Regions from separate parts of the Homo sapiens genome. Here region 2 is linked to region 1. Evidence: read pairs that join two places in POLR2A ChIA-PET (ENCODE). Cell type or tissue: IMR-90. All regions are shown on one strand. Each heading gives the region's core, and the rest is flanking DNA. Links, peaks and the distances in the headings are about the cores only.

Evidence for each region. ChIA-PET counts read pairs that join two places held together with the same protein. Peaks named below come from ENCODE experiments on the same cell type or tissue, not always from the same donor. Only the 100,000 strongest peaks of a DNase experiment are listed, where the experiment ranks them.
Region 2: POLR2A ChIA-PET joins it to region 1 with 16 read pairs; 3 of 35 experiments call an interaction of 5 or more read pairs at or near these places.

What each region holds. Positions count from the first base shown.
Region 1 is chr6:25,047,322-25,055,266 of GRCh38, reverse strand. No RefSeq gene overlaps it. Among named protein-coding and RNA genes, the nearest start is that of RIPOR2, 120 kb to the right of the region's middle. RefSeq lists an enhancer at 992-1,161. In IMR-90, for the core only: a CTCF peak has its summit at 4,674; a DNase peak (open chromatin) is centred at 4,716; H3K27ac peaks cover 1,100 bases.
Region 2 is chr6:24,793,930-24,801,874 of GRCh38, reverse strand. It overlaps ARMH2 (armadillo like helical domain containing 2), which reads left to right and starts at 2,958. Exons shown (of 2, transcript NM_001282492.2): 1 at 2,958-3,282; 2 at 4,038-4,540. The coding sequence starts at 3,018. The coding sequence ends at 4,465. It overlaps LOC124901280 (a long non-coding RNA gene), which reads left to right and starts at 6,039. Exons shown (of 3, transcript XR_007059510.1): 1 at 6,039-6,125. In IMR-90, for the core only: no CTCF peak of the experiment used is centred there; no DNase peak of the experiment used is centred there.

The sequences.
Region 1 (7,945 bases), core at 3,481-5,980:
CCTAGTATGCAGAAGTCACAGATATGGAGGGCCACCTGTATTGTGTATCTTCTACATTCTCCATTGGATTTTAAGCTCCCAGGATAAAGGGTATCATTCATCTTTGTATGCCCAGTGCCTACTACATTTTTAAAAAGTGAATTGAATTAACCTCATAAGGAAGAAACCTTTAGACTTCTTGGACAATTTTCCTCAAGTAGGCTGGACACTCTCATGAGTCAAGGTGCCTTGGCAGAGATGTCAAGGAGAAAAGACCCCTTATTGTTCCTTTCTTTATCTCCCTTCAATTGCTTCCTCCTCCATCCTAAAAATGTATAAGAATAGATGTTACTCTAATCAGATGTCCCTTTGGGAACAAGCTGCATGAAACTTTTGAGAATCTCTGGTTTCATAGCACAAGTTTTAAAAGATGGTCTTTGTTATGCTGGTTGCTCACACATAAAATACAATGTTTAAAACATTGGTGAAAAACACATATATTTTATAACTGGGAAGTCTGGTTTGCAATGGTTTGTGAATATGGAAAGAGCCCTGAGCTATGAGTCAGAACTATTAATAATGCCTTAGGAACTAACTAGCTTTGTGGCTGTTGACAAGACATTTCTCCTCCTGAGGCTCTGTTCCCTCTACCATGAAACGAAGGTATGGGGCAGTGATGTCTGAGGTCTCATTGGCTCTGAAGTTCTGGGAGATTCTGATTTCATGGTTTACTTATAGGTAAAAAGAAGAGAAGCTGCCTTCGGGTGGTGGAGTCTTTAACCCACTTCTCTTCTGCCGAGACTGAAAAGGATCCAAATCTCATGGCATTAAGGTCAAAGAAAAAGTGACTTTTTAAAACTAAGTATAATAAGGAAATATTTCTCCTCTACATCTAGATATTTCTCCAGAGGGAGCTCACCACAAAAGTTAAACAGATCACTACTTTAAAAATGTTTTTCTGTTTAAATCAGGGCTGTTCCGTTGGGGCTGATTTAATCAAGAGAGAAAACAGACCTCTCTCTTGTCTCTACTCTGACTCATAAAGGCAACTCTGCTCCACTGATGTCAATTGGTCACTATTTGCATAATAAGTTATTCTAAAAGTTAAAATATCAGGCCCTTAATCACAGAAGAAAGGAAGACTTTTCAGTGAGGCCTTCCAGTGATTGCAGATTTAGAGGGCTCTTGGGACAGCCACTGGGTGGCTAAATTAGTAAGTTGACACCTAGTTACTGTTGATAGGAACAGGAAGCAGGGAAATTCTGCGCAGAAGAGGGCAGTTCCCTGGGTAGGTCCCCACTCTCAAGCTGAAACTCTTGATACTGCAGCCCAAAGTGAGAACTTACATCCCTGCTTTCCTGCTCAAATGTTGCCCTTTCCAAAACCACCCATAACCCACCCTGCCCCTCATTCTGTGCCCATAAAAACCCCAGGCTTGGCCAGCAGAGAAAGGAGAAGCAGCTGGACAACGAGGACTATGGTTGGAAGTTGGAGAGAAGCAGCTTGACTTCAGAGGGACAGCTTGATGGCATAGCTTCAGAGAGGAGTCTGACTGGGGATAGCCAGACTTCAGGGGAAGATTACCTTCCTGCTCCATCCCCTCTTTGGCTCCCCTTCCTGCTGAGAGCCACGTTCATTGGCAATAAAGTCCCCTGCATTTACCATCTTCAACTTGTTTGTGCAACCTCGTTCCTCCTGGATGCCGGACAAGAACTTGGGTGCCATGAGTGTGGTTGCAAAAGGCTATCGTGCTGATGCTCCACTGAGCTATTAACACTTAAGCTGTCTGCAGATGGCAAAGCTAAAAGGGCACTGTAACACTCCTTCTGGGCCTTCAGAGGTCGCAGGCGCCAGATGCTGCCTCGGGACCTGCACAGAGTTTTGCTCCTGCTAGTGCCTAAAAGCACTTGCCCCACCTCCTGCACCTGCTCACCTGTGTGCTCCCCATCCCATGAGTGAGTGGAATTCACCCCTGCTGGTGCTGAAGTGGCTGGCTAGTTCCAGCACCCCTGCACTCCAGTTTCCGCCCATTAAGGGGTCAGGGAAATATCATAGTTATTTCTGTATCTGTTTCTCCAGGCAGTGTCTAGATTTCTATCTTCTGAAGCTTAAACTCAATGCATAGGAACTTTCTTTTATGCCTAGGTGATGAGCCACTCAAACTAGACTCCTGGGTGTTGTAAATCAAAAATAAAATTCTAAGCCCCCTAACCATCTGAACAGAACCCTCCTCTTAGCCAAGGGCATTCCAAAGTTAACCTGAAAAACTAGTTCAGGCCATGATGGGAAGGGGGTGTCAGACCTGCCTCATTAAACTCTCCTCCCTTTTGGAATTCAGGAAAAGCTGACCAGCATTAACATCAACACAGACCTTAAAGCTGATAAGAAACATTTACAATCTATTCTCTGCTACCCAGAGGCTTCATCTGTATGATAAAATTATGGTCTCCACAACTTTTCATCATAACCCAGACATTTCTTTTCTATTGATCCCAGGTCTTTAGATAAACTCAATTGTCAACCACAAAAATTTTAAATCTACCTGTAACCTGGAAGCTCCACCCCAACTTTGAGTTGTCCTGCCTTTCTGGACTGAACCATTGTATAGCTTCAATGTATTAGATTGATGTCTCATGTCTCCCTAAAATGTATAAAACCAAGCTGTGCCTTGACCACCTGGGGCACATGTTCTCAGGATCTCCTGAGGGCTGTGTCATAGGACATGATCATTCATATTTGGCTCAGAACACATATCTTCGAATATTTTACAGAGTTTGATTCTTTTCATCAACAAGTAGGAGGCAGAATCAGGTGGGTCAGTTGTTGGTTTGAATGTGGGACATAAGGGCTAGGAAGCAAGGAGTAGCACCTAGGGCACTGTCTTGAGCAACTGGGTAGAAGGTCATCAAGACAGGAAATGCTGGTGAAGCCAGTTTGGGAGGGAGAAAGAGAAGGAAGGAGAGAGGGCAGTAATGGGCTGTGTCTGACTAGAAGAGAACAGATAAGATGCAGACACTGTCCTCTCTTCTAGCCTCATAGCTTTTTCTTTCATACTCCAAAATTGTCTGCCTTGATTCCACAAAAACTGTCTCCCAAAAGTGTTCTAAGCCTTAAAAATGCCTTGAAATCTTATCGGAGCAGCAGTGGAAAGCACATTGTATTGAGGTTTGGGGAGAAGGTGTGGTACAACTTGGTCCTGATCTACCAACCTGCTGTGCCAACTTGGAGGTGTCTCCTAATCTGAGGGTCAGTTTCATTTTCTGTAAAATGAGACATTTGGATATGAGGTTGTCTAGGGTAATTCTCTAATAGTTGTCCAATTTTCTAATTCTTTATTATTCAATAATTGCCTTTGTCAAAGTTACATGGTATATGTTTTAAAAATAGAATGTTATGAATGAATGGTTACACTGCAATGTTTATTTGCTTAATTTGAAGAGTTAGTATAGGTTGTGGTTAAATATTTGGGCTCTAGAGCCAGACTACCTCAATTCAAATCTCATCTCAGCCACTTGCTGGGCGTGTGACCATGGCAAGTTACTAAACTTCTCTGTGCCTCAGTTGCCCTATCTGCAAAATGGTCACGGGATTATTATATGACAATCATATGAATTAACACATGTGAAGTACTCTATGTGTTGGATTATTATTTAGAGTATTGTTTAACCTTCACTTTTTTATATGTAAAATAGGATTGCTAATAACTCCTCATGAATAAGAATGTAGGGGAAATAAAGTGAAACCACATGTCTATTAAAAGCATGCAACACACAGCCTATCTCTCCATAAGTGCTCAATAAATGTGTGTAGACAACCAGATAGCCACAGCTAGAACCTGACCCCTACTTCCATTTCAATTTCCAAAGAGCAAACTGAGACCTCATGTTCTTTTTGTATGTATTTGCCACAGAAGAGAAATAAATCAGGTGCTGTGCTATCGTTTTCCTCCTGGTGCTTGATAAGCTTTTATGTTAAAATAATGCCAAGTTTTCCTTGTTGACTTTCTATAAAAGTCACACAACGTACTTTGGCTCAGCAGTTGCCATTCTCCACTGAGTAACTGAAGGTCTGTTTCTCCCCAGGATGGTTTTAAAGTAGAAACAGACATGCTGATGCTTTTTCTCCTGAGTCTAACATCTAGCTTCCATTTATTAAAAATGAGTTGAAGGAAAAATGAAGAAAGGATCACATAATTATGTCTTTTTCCCCATATTCTCTTAAACACATTGCTCCTTGCAGACTGTACATGCTTCCACCGTGAAATTCTGCGATTTATGAAAATTTAATAGCAACACGAGCCCAAGAAAGAGTAAAAATTGATATTGTACACTTAACACAAATGAAACTGTTCCTTGGGAGAATAACACCCCGCAAGGCTATTTATTCCAGGCATTTATGAGTGTGTACCTGATAAAAGAAAATATAAAGCATGAAGAGTCAGGAAACGGAGCCCTACGTAGGAGCCATGGATCTTCAGCATTGTCAACCTGACCGGAAAGAACAACAAAAGATGGTGGCAAGTCCTCCACTTCTTGTTCCATACACCCACCCGCTAGTCTTTCTATGATTATAATGAGGAAACTGGCAAGATCTGTATTTAAATTCACAAGAGCAGAGAAAATGCAAACTTTTCAACTGCCTCTCATTTTAGACCTAACTGTACTTTCCGCCCCCTCTGGCCTGCTGTTCTCTCTCATCTGCTATTGTAAATTATGTACATCAGAAACGTTGGTGACTCATGCAGCAGAGGCTTTAGGAAATGTGTGGCTTAATGAGGAGGAAAGAAGGTCTGACGCTGATTGCAAAAAAAAAAAAAAAAAGCACTTGATTTTTTTGTATCACATTCTCCACATTCAAGTTCATTGCTTGCACAGAATTTCAAGCGCCATATAATAAAAGAAGGTGATAGAGGGAACATAGTCACAGTACCGTGACAGCTTCTGGAAGATTTCTCTCATCTCGAATTTGCCTCCTTGGCAGCTATCTGATTTGATTTATGTTAAATGCCGTATAGAACAGAAAAGTGTTGCAATTAACAATTGTAAAAACCAAGAAGAGAGGAGACTGTTAGAACAATATCCATTTCTAGGTCTCCCAAATATAGTTTTCTTTTCTTTTCCAACTTTTATTTTAGATTCAGGGGGTACGTGTGCAGGATTGTTACCTAGGTATATTGTGTGATGCTGATGTTTGGGGTATGATGATCCTGCCACCCAGGTACTGAGTGTAGTAACAACGGTTGGTTTTTCAAACCTTGCCCTCATCCCTCCCTCCCTGCTCTAGTAGTCCGCAGTGTCTATTGTTCCCATCATTATGTCTGTAAGTACCCATTGTTTAGCTCCCACTTATAAGTGAGAACACACAGTCTTTGGATTTCTGTTCCTGCATTAATTTGCTTAGGATAATGGCCTCCAGTGGCATCCATGTTGCTGCAAAGGATATGATTTCACTTTTTGATGTCTATGTAGTATTTCGTGGTGTATATGTACCACATTTTCTTTATTCAATCCACAATTGATAGGCATCTAGGTGGCTCCATATATCTTTGCCATTGTGAATAGTGCTGTGATGAACATGTGAGTGTATGTGTCTTTTGGGTGGAACAAGTTGTTTTCTTTTCAGCATATGCAGAGTAATGGGATTGCCGGGTGGAATGGCAGCTCTGTGTTAAGTTTTTGAGAAATCTCCAAACTGCTTTCTACAGTAGCTGAACTAATTTACATTTCCACCAACTGTGTATAAGTGTTCCCTTTTCTCTGCAGCCTCACCAACATCTGTTGTTTTTTGACTTTTTAATAAGAGCCATGCTGACTGGTGTGAGATGATTTCTCATTGTGGCTTGTATTTGCATTTCTCTAATAATTAATGATGTGGAGCATTTTTTAATGTTTTTTGGCCACTTGTATGCCTTCTTTCGAGAAGTGTCTGTTCATGTCTTTTGCCCATTTTAAAGGGGTTAATTTTTAATGGGTTATTATTATTATTTGCATGTTCAATTGTTTAAGTTCCTTATAGATTCTGGATATTAGACCTTTGTTGGATACATAGTTGCAAATATTTTCTCCTATTTTGTAGGTTGTCTGTTTACTCTGTTGATAGGTTCTTCTGCTGTGTGTGCAGAAGCTCTTAAATTTAATTAGGTCCCACTTGTCATTTTTTTTGTTGTGCTTGCTTTTGAGGACTTAGTCATAAATTCTTTTCCAAAGTCGATATCCAGAATGAGCTTCCTAGGTTTTCTTCTAGGATTCTTATAGTTTGAGGTTTTTCATTTAAATCTTTAATCCATCTTAATTTTTGTATACGGTGAAATGGAGGGGTCCAAGTTCATTATTCTGCATACGGCTAGCCAGCTATCCCCATGCGATGTATTGAATTTTCTCCATTGCTTATTATTGTTGACTTTGTTGAAGATTAGATGGCTGTAGTTATGCAGCTTTATTTCTGGGTTCTCTATTCTGTTCCATTGGTCTATGTGTCTGTTTTTGTACCAGTACCAAGCTATTTTGTTTACTGCGGCCTTATAGTATAGTTTGAAGTCAGATAATGTGATGCCTCTGGCTTTTTTCTTCTTGCTTAGGATTGCTTTGGCTATCTAGGCTCTTTTTTGGTTCCATATGAATTTTAGCATAGTTTTTCTCCAATTCTGTAAAAAATGACGTGAGTAGTTTGATAGGAATTGTGTTGTATCTGCAGATTGCTTTGGGCAATATAGCCATTTTAATGATACTGATTCTTCCAATCCATGGACATGGAATGTTTTCCATTTGTTTGTGTCATCTGTGATTCCTTTTGGCAGTGTTTTGTAGTTCTCCCTGTAGAGCTCTTTCACCTCCTTGGTTACATGTATTCCTAGGCATTTTATTTTTGTGTGTGTAACTATTGTAAATGGGATTGCATTCTTGATTTGGCTCTCAGCTTGAACGTTATTGGTGTATAGAAATGCTACCAATTTTTGTATATTGATTTGGTATCCTTAAACCTTGCTAAAATGATTTATCTGTTCTAATAGCCTTTTGGCAGAGTCCTTAGGGTTTTCTAACTATAGAATCACATCACCAGCAAAGAGATATGGCTTGACCTCTTTTCCTATTTAGTTGCCTTTTTTTCCTCTTGCCTGATTGCTGTGGTTAGCCCTTCCAGTACTATGCTGAATAGGAGTGATGAGAGTGGGCATCCTTGTCTTATTCTAGTTCTCAAGGGGAATGATTCCAGGTTTTGCCTGTTCAGTATGATGTTGTCTGTGAGTTTGCCATAGATGGCTCTTATTATTTTAAGGTATTTTCCTAAGGTATGTTCCAGTGCCTAGTTTCGTGAGGGTTTTTTAAAATCATGAAGGGATGTTGTATTTTATCAAAAGCTTTTTCCATGTCTATTGAGATGATCAAATGGTTTTTGTTTTTAATTCTGTTTATGTGGTGTTATATATAGATTTGCATACGTTGACCTTGCATCCCAGGAATGAAGCCTGCTTGATCATGGTGAATTAACTCTTTCAGATGTGCTGTTGAATTTGGTTTGCTAGGTGTTTTTTTTTTTTTTTTTTTTTTAAAGACAGGGTTTCACTCTGTTGCCCAGGCTGGAGTGTACTAATGCAATCATGGCTCACTACAGCCTCGAGCTCCTGGGCTCAAGTGATCCTCCCACCTCAGCCTCCTGACTAGCTGGGACTACAGGCATATGCCACTATGCCTGGCTAATTTTTGTTTTTGTGTTTTTTTGTGGAGATGGGGTTTCGCCATGTTGCCCAGGCTAGTCTTGAACTCATGAGCTCATGCAATCCACCTGCCTTGGCCTCCCAGAGTTCTGGGATTATAGGTATTAGCCGCTGTGCCCAGGCAGTTTGCTAGTATTTTATTAAGGATTTTTGCATCTATGTTCATTAAGGATATTGGCCAATAGTGTTCTTTCTTCATTGTGTCTTGGCCAGGTTTTTGTACCAAGTTGATGCTGACTTCATAGAATGAGC
Region 2 (7,945 bases), core at 3,582-6,081, 250 kb after region 1:
GTCACATTTCAAATAGCCATGTGTGGCTACCTTATTGGACAAGGAAGGTCTGTTTTTCCCAATTGTCCCAGTAATACCCTTTATAGCATACACAAACACACACACAGAGAGACACATACACACGTGTTTATGTACAGAATCCAAGCAGGGATTACATTTTTATTTTTATTTATTTATTTATTTTTCAAGATGGAGTTTCGCTCCTGTTGCCCAGGCTGGAGTGCAATGGCACGATCTCGGCTCACTGCAACCTCTGCCTCCTGGGTTCAAGCAATTCTCCTGCCTCAGCCTCCCGAGTAGCTGGGATTACAGGCATGCGCCACCACGCCCGGCTAATTGTGTATTTTTAGTAGAGACGGGGTTTCGCCATGTTGGTCAGGCTGGTCTTGAACTCCTGACCTCAGGTGATCCGCCCACCTCGGCCTCCCAAAGTGCTGGCATTACAACCATGAGCCACCACCGCGCCTGGCCATTTATTTTTTTATTTTTTATTTTTTGGGGATGGAGCTTCACTCTTGTCACCCAGGTTGGAGTGCAATGGCATGATCTCAGCTCACTGCAACCTCTACCTCCCAGGTTCAAGTGATTCTCCTGCCTCAGCCTCCTGAGTAGCTGGGATTACAAGCGTGCACCACCACGCCTGGCTAATTTTTGTATTTTTAGTAGAAAAAGGGTTTCACTGTATTGACCAGGCTGGTCTTGAACTCCTGACCTCAGATGATCCACATGCTTTGGCCTCCCAAAGTGCTGGGATTACAGGTGAGAGCCACTGCACCCGGCCTACATTTTTATTTTAGTTGTCATGTCTCTCAGGCTCTTTTAATCTAGCAGAGTAACCCCAATTTTTTTAAGCCTTCACACATTAAAATATTTGAAGAGCATATGTAGGTATATTCTGTAGAATGTCTCAAATTTGGGATATGTTTTAAAGTAGAGCCAGTACATTCATTGATAAGTTGAAAATGAGATGTGAGATAGATAGAAGCCAAGGATGAATCTAGAATTTTTTACCTGAACAACTAGAAGGATGTAATACCATCTTCCAAGATATAGAAACTGAGAGGCAGCCAGTCTAGGGAGGAAGACCTGGAACTCTGTTTTGGACATGTTAAAACTGAAAAGCGTCTTGGACATTCAAATGGGGATATCAAGCTTGTGACTGAATACGAGTCTGGAGTTCAGGTGAGAAATCCAGTTAAAGATATAAAATTGGAGCAGGCGTAGTGGCTCATGCCTATAATCACAGCACTTTGGGAGGCAAAGGTGGGAGGATTGCTTGAAGCTAGGAGTTCAAAACAGCCTGGACAACATAGTGAGACCCCCATTTCTTAAAAAAAAAAAAATTAAAAATTTGCTAGGTGTGGTGGCCTACAGTCCCTGCTACTCAGGAAGTTGAGGCAGGAGGATCACTTGAGCCCAGGAGATCAAGGCTGCAATGAGCTATGATTGGGCCACTGCACTCCAGCCTGGGCAACAGGGGAACATGTCTCAAAAAAAATTATATATACATATAATTAATATATATATAATATATAATATATATAACTGGGAGTCTTCAGCATATGGGTAATAGTTAAAGCCATAAACTGCTTGATCTTATCTAGGAAGTATAGATAAAGAAAAAAGGACCGGGCATGGTGGCTTACGCCTGTAATCCCAGCATTTAGGAAGCCTAGGTTGGTGGATTGTTTGAGCCCAGGAGTTCAAGACCAGCCTGGGCAACATGGCAAAACCTCATCCCTACAAAAAATTTAGCTGGGCATGGTAGTGTGCACCTGTGGTCCCAGATACTCAGAAGGCTGAGGTGGGGGGATCACCTGAGTCCAGGAGGTCGAGGCTACAGTGGGCCAAGATCATGCCACTGCACTCCAGCCTGGGGGACACAGACAGACCATGACTCAAAAAAAAAAAAAAAGAAAAAGAAAAAGAAAAGAAAAGAAAAGAAGAACACATACAAAGACTGATGAGCCTTGGGCCCTCCAATATTTAGAGGTCATAAGAAGAGGAACCAGTAAAGGAAAATGATGAGTGGCCAGGAGGAGAAAAATTAGGAGTGTGGTATCTTAGAAGCTGGGTGAAAAGTGTTTCAGAGAGAAAGGAGTGTCAAATGTCAAAGACTGACAATTCAATGACCCTGACAGGCAATGTCAGTGGAGTCATGGGGTTGAAATCTTGTTTGGAATTCATCCAAGAAAGAATGAGAAAGACTGGAGATGGTGAGTATAGCAGCTCTTTAAAGAGCTGTACTGTAAAGGAGAGCAGGGAAGTGAATGTGCAGTCGCTGTGGGAAGAAAGCATATGAAGTCAAGAGAGTTTTCTTTCTTTAATGAGAAAAAAAGCACAGCGTGTTTGTTGATAATGCAAAGGGTCCAGTTGAGATGGAAAAATTACCAAGATAAGAGAAGAACCGAAGAGCAACATCCTTGAGTGAGGTGAGAGGAGCTGATTGACATCTACTGCACAAACAGAGAGGGTATCCACAGTAACAGGAGGAAAGACAGAGTCTATGGGTACCGTAGACGCAGATAGGTGGGTGGATGCACTGGTAAGAGTTATGCAAGTTCTCTTTTCATTGCTTCTATTTTCTCAGCAAAATAAGATAAATCTATGATGTAGAGAACTCTCTTTGGGTAGCAAACAAGCAAAAGAGGTAACAATACTATGAAAGATCAATGGAAAGAAGCAAAGTACATGTGGGAATAATCAGACTAGAACGGGCAAGTTCCAAATATACCCTGCCTGAGCAAAGGTTCAAAGACAGTAGTGAGATTCATGCGCATTACGGGAAACAAGTTTAAGTTGAGGTTTTGTACACCAGAGAAATGAAAGTAAAATTGTTTAGTCCAAATAGTAGAAGGCTTTCAATGACAAGCTGAAGAATTTAGGCATATATTGCTTTCCCCTGGTTTGTATATTCCATTCCACAGTGTTGCTAAGTGATGCATTCCAGAGTTCTTGACTGTGAACTCCTGTGACTGCCAGTGGTGTACCTGAAGGACCACTGGCCTTTTTACACAATGGCTAACAGCCGATTTTCTTGTACGCAAATTTGGGTTAAGATGTATGGGTATTTTGCGGGGCTGTGTCGGCGTCTCCAGAAATTCTGGCGTGTCACTGTTAAGGGCTTTTTTGTTAAGAAGAAGGAAAAAAAAATCCCTTCAGCTGAGACTTATTTTCATGAGGAAAAAATTGTTGTACTTGGCCAAGTGTTGATGAATGAATCTCTACCCATTGAGAAGAGAGCTCAAGCTGCCCAGAAAATTGGACTGCTGGCCTTCACAGGTACTGATCTAAATGGCTGTGCTAAAATGAGTGTTTCACGACACTCATTTTATAACACTGTAGTTTAGTAATTTTTCTTAGCTGTAATCTTAAAATTCTGATAACATTTCATTGGATGAGGGATATTTGCTAAGCGAACACAACCAGGTTTTATTCACCTTGAAATACTCACTCTTGGCCAGGCACGGTGGCTCACGCCTGTAATCCCAGCACTTTGTGAGGCCAAGGTGGGTGAATCACCTGAGGTCTGGAGTTCAAGACCAGCTGATCAACATGGTGAAACCCCGTCTCTACTAAAAATACAAAAAATTAGCTGGGCATGGTGGTGCATGCCTGTAATACCAGCTACTCGAGAGGCTGAGGTAGGAGAATCGCTTGAACCCGGGAGGCAGAGGTTGCAGTGAGCTGAGATCGTGCCATTGCACTCCAGCCTGGGCAAAAAGAGCAAAACTCCGTCTCAAAAAAAAAAGGAAAGAAAGAAATACTCACTCCTGGGTGCTTGCTTAAAGGAACCAGGGAGGAGACCAGCAAGCAGAGACCTTCCCAGGTTTTTCATATCACTGCTTGCTTATCAACACACACTTTCTGGTCTTCATGGCAGCAGCGTGGGAGGTGGGGGAAAACGACAGGAAAATTCAAAGTATCCAAAGTATCCTCTACAGGGCAACAAGAATATGAACATATAAGCATTCCAAAGTGTTACTAGCTAATAGATACACCAAATACTTCTGGAAATGCAAATGCTTGTTTTACAGGAGGACCACCTGCTGGGAACTTTGCAGCTGAGTACATGGAAGAAGTGGCTCACTTGTTGCAAGATGAGGAGTTGGCACCAAAAATAAAGATCCTGCTGCTCCAGAGTGTGGCATGTTGGTGTTACTTAAACCCTGTCAGCCAGAAAAGAGCCAAAAGTCTGCAATTTATTCCTATTCTCATTAGTTTTTTTGAAGGCAGATTCGAGTCTACTATCAAAAGTGAAACAAACAGCTACCTCCTCCTTAAATTTTGGACTTGTTACGTTCTCTCTGTCATGACATGCAATAACTTGTCTTGCGTCAAGGAGCTTAAAGACCACAGTGCTCTAAAATATCATTTGCAAATGTTGGCTGCTGAGAATTGGTCTGGATGGACAGAGAATTTTGCAGAGGTGCTGTATTTCCTAATTGGTTTTCATAGGAATTAGTTTCTCTAAATCCAGTTACATGTTGCAGCTCTCTGTGTATTACCCTGGAAAACTGAAATAAACAATAAAAATCGATGTTTTCCTTTGTAGTTGAAGAGTTCTGTATAGATTTTCATACAGTTAACTGCAATAATCAAACTTCAGAAAAGAAATGCTGTTTAAAATTACCTCGTAGAGAGAGCCCATTGAGCTTGCTCATGAGTGTATTCTTTCCCATTAGGAAATAAAGATGTTAAAGCACGCAGTTAGATACAATGCGGAATATGAATGAAACCACCTTTGCAAAAATGATGACAGTGAGAAAAATCTGACAGCGAAAGAAAGCTGACCTCACTGACGCCATCTTGCTTCTAACCTCTAAGCTGCCCTTGTTCATTCCTGGGCATAGGCCAAACTAACTTTGGGAAGAATTTAGTTCATAGTTTAACTATGAAACAAAGATGATTACCTAGACTCTTCCCTGAAACAAACTCCCTCCTTGCTTGGGGACCAGACTGCTTTTATAAAACTAACACATTAGCCACAGACTGGAAATTATGGCTCAGGAGTCATACAGCCAGAGGCCACAAGATTCCAACCTCCCCGGTTGCACCTACAGATTAGTATTGAAAAACCTAAGATTGGTATTTGAGGTATTTTTCAGATCCTGCATTCTGATGGATCAGCTGGCACCACCCAGACTGCCAAGCTGGGTCTTCTGATCTTATGGTCACCAACCAGCAACTGACTCAGCACAAGAGGACAAGTTCCAGCCCCCTATGATTTCATCCCCAATGGAACCAATCAGCATTCCCCATTCCCTAGCCTCTTGCCCATGAAACTATCCTTAAAAAACCCTAGCCTCCAAATTTTCAGAGAGGCTGATTTGAGTAATAACAAAACTCTGGTCTCCCATTTAGCCAGCTCTATGTGTCTTAAAATCTTTCTCTATTGCAGTTCCCCTGTCTTGATAAATCTGCTCTGTCTGGGCAAAGAGCAAGAACTCATGGGGCAGTTACATGAATACTTGTAAAATTACAGAACTGGAATTATTATTTTTTGCCATCTATTATACGAAGGCTAGAGAGAATGTCTATCCCCAATGTCTACCATTAAATCATGAAACTCTTATTTTCTAATATATCTTTTTTTGAAGTTGATTAAAAATATGTATTTTACAACTGATTTCCCATTGGAAAAAATATGCTGGTAATTTTTTTTAACCTTGTGCTTCTGTGTAGTAAAAAAAAAAAATTATTAAAAGTGAAAAAAAAAGACCTCATAAAAATTAAGTTCATAAAATTCTGAAATTCATCAGAAGATGCATCATGTATATAACTGTTAGGAGCAATGGTGCACTTTGGGAGTTACTAGATGATATTAAACCAAGGCACTCAGAAAGGCCAAATCCTAGCCCCACCCACGGCTGCCTCCTTCAGCAGGCACTATTGACCCACCTGAATCCTTTCAGCCCTATTTCAGTACAGAACCTCCGGTGGTGGTGCTTTTGAGATGGTTCTCCAGCTATCAGAGCATGATCTGGTTGCACATGGGGCTGACTGGGAATTAGCACTAGAATTAGCACTCCTCTTGCCTACCTCCACCTGCAGCAGCCCGCAACTCCACTGGCACAAACGTTTGGATGGAGATGGAGCGCGTGTGTTCCGACACCTAAAGTTAGGTAGGCTCTTAGATTTTCATAAAAAGATGTTATTCTCTCTGTTTTGTCTACTAGATAATCTGCCACAGAATACCTGCACTCTATGTGTGTTAACCAACCTCATCAAAAGTTTTATTCGAAAAAATAATATTGGCAGAAAAGTGCCTAAGGGATATGTACCTGATTCTCTAACTACACCTGCCTCTAGCTTCAGTTGCAACCATAACATTGAATTATGTACTTTCATCTTTCACAGACTTGCTTTGACTGAGCTGTGCTTTAGTGTTAGGCACAGAGGGGGCTATTTTAAAAAATGTCGTGTAGATTCGTGATCCTCACTTGTATTTGGGATAGGAATGTTGTGGAGGATGCTAATCACATCATCAGATGGGGTTTCCTTAAGAAGGATCTGGAGGGGAATTTTCTCAGATCTTAGACCAGAAAAAGCTATGTTCTGCTGAGCAACTGTACATTTCCATACTTTGTGGTTTTGTGAAGTATGGAATGTAGAGTTTCTCAACTAGAATCTAGTTGATAGGAATACATTAAGGGTTGGAAACTGGAAGTTCCATTTAGATACTGAATTACTGCCAGGAATTACTTTTTTTCTTTTTTCTTTCTTTCTTTCTTTTTTGAGATAGCCTCTTACTCTTTCACCTGGGCTGGAGTGCAGTGGTGCAATCATAGCTCACACCACTGAGCTATGAACATTATCAAGACAGGGGAATTGCAATAGAAAAAGAGTTTAATACATGTAGAGCTGGCTAAATGGGAGACCAGAGTTTTGTTATTACTCAAATTAGCCTTTCTGAAAATTTGGAGGCATAGATCATACATAACCTTGAACTCCTGGGCTCAAGCAATCCTCCTGCCTCAGCCTCTCATGGAGCTAGAGTTACAGGTGGAAGCCACTATGCCTTGCTAATTTCTTTTTCATATATATATACACATATATGTTTACACACACGTTTTTAAAATAGAGATGGAGTCTCGCTATTTTGCCCAGGCTGATCTCGAACTCCCAGGCTGAAGCATTCCCTCCTGCCTTGGCCTCCCAAAGTTTTGGGATTACAGGCATCAGCCGCCAGATTCAGCCTTTTAATGCTTTTAAAATTAAGTTTTTATTTCAAAGTAATGCACGTACACAGTTTAAAAAGTCAAATAATGTAAGGCCTCTAGTGAGAAACAGCAGTCTCTGAGTCCCTTCCCCATTTACACTCCCAGAGGGAATCATCTGAATTGTTTCAGTTGTTTCTTCTGGTATTTATTTACCTTCATATTTCTAAATAATTTATATACATTGTTAATTCTTGTCTTTTTTTTTTCAATTTTGGGGATTTTTGTTCTTCCTTCTGAATAGGACAGATGGAATTTGGCATTCTAACACTCATCTTGCCTACCTTCACCTGCCCTACTCTTCCTCTCTCGATGTAATTATGTCACAATTGTTGATTTAAAAAATATGATAGCTGGGCACAGTGGCTCACACCTGTAATCCCAGCACTTTGGGAAGCTGAGGTGGGAGGACTGCTTGAGGCGAAGAGTTTGAGACTACCCTGGGTAACATAGCAAGACCCATCTCTGTTATAAATAAATACATTAAAACCAAATAAGATTAATTCAATATTTTTCAAGGCTAAGTCATACAGGATATTATGATTACACTTCCTTCTTTCCACAGCTCTGTTTTCTCTGTAGTTTTTGTTTTGTTTTGTTTTTGAGATGGGAGTCTCGCTCTGTCGCCCAGGCTGGAGTGCAGTGACACGATTTCGGCTCACTGCAACCTCCGCCTCCCAGGTTCAAGTGATTCTCCCATCTCAGCCTCCCAAGCTGCTGGGACT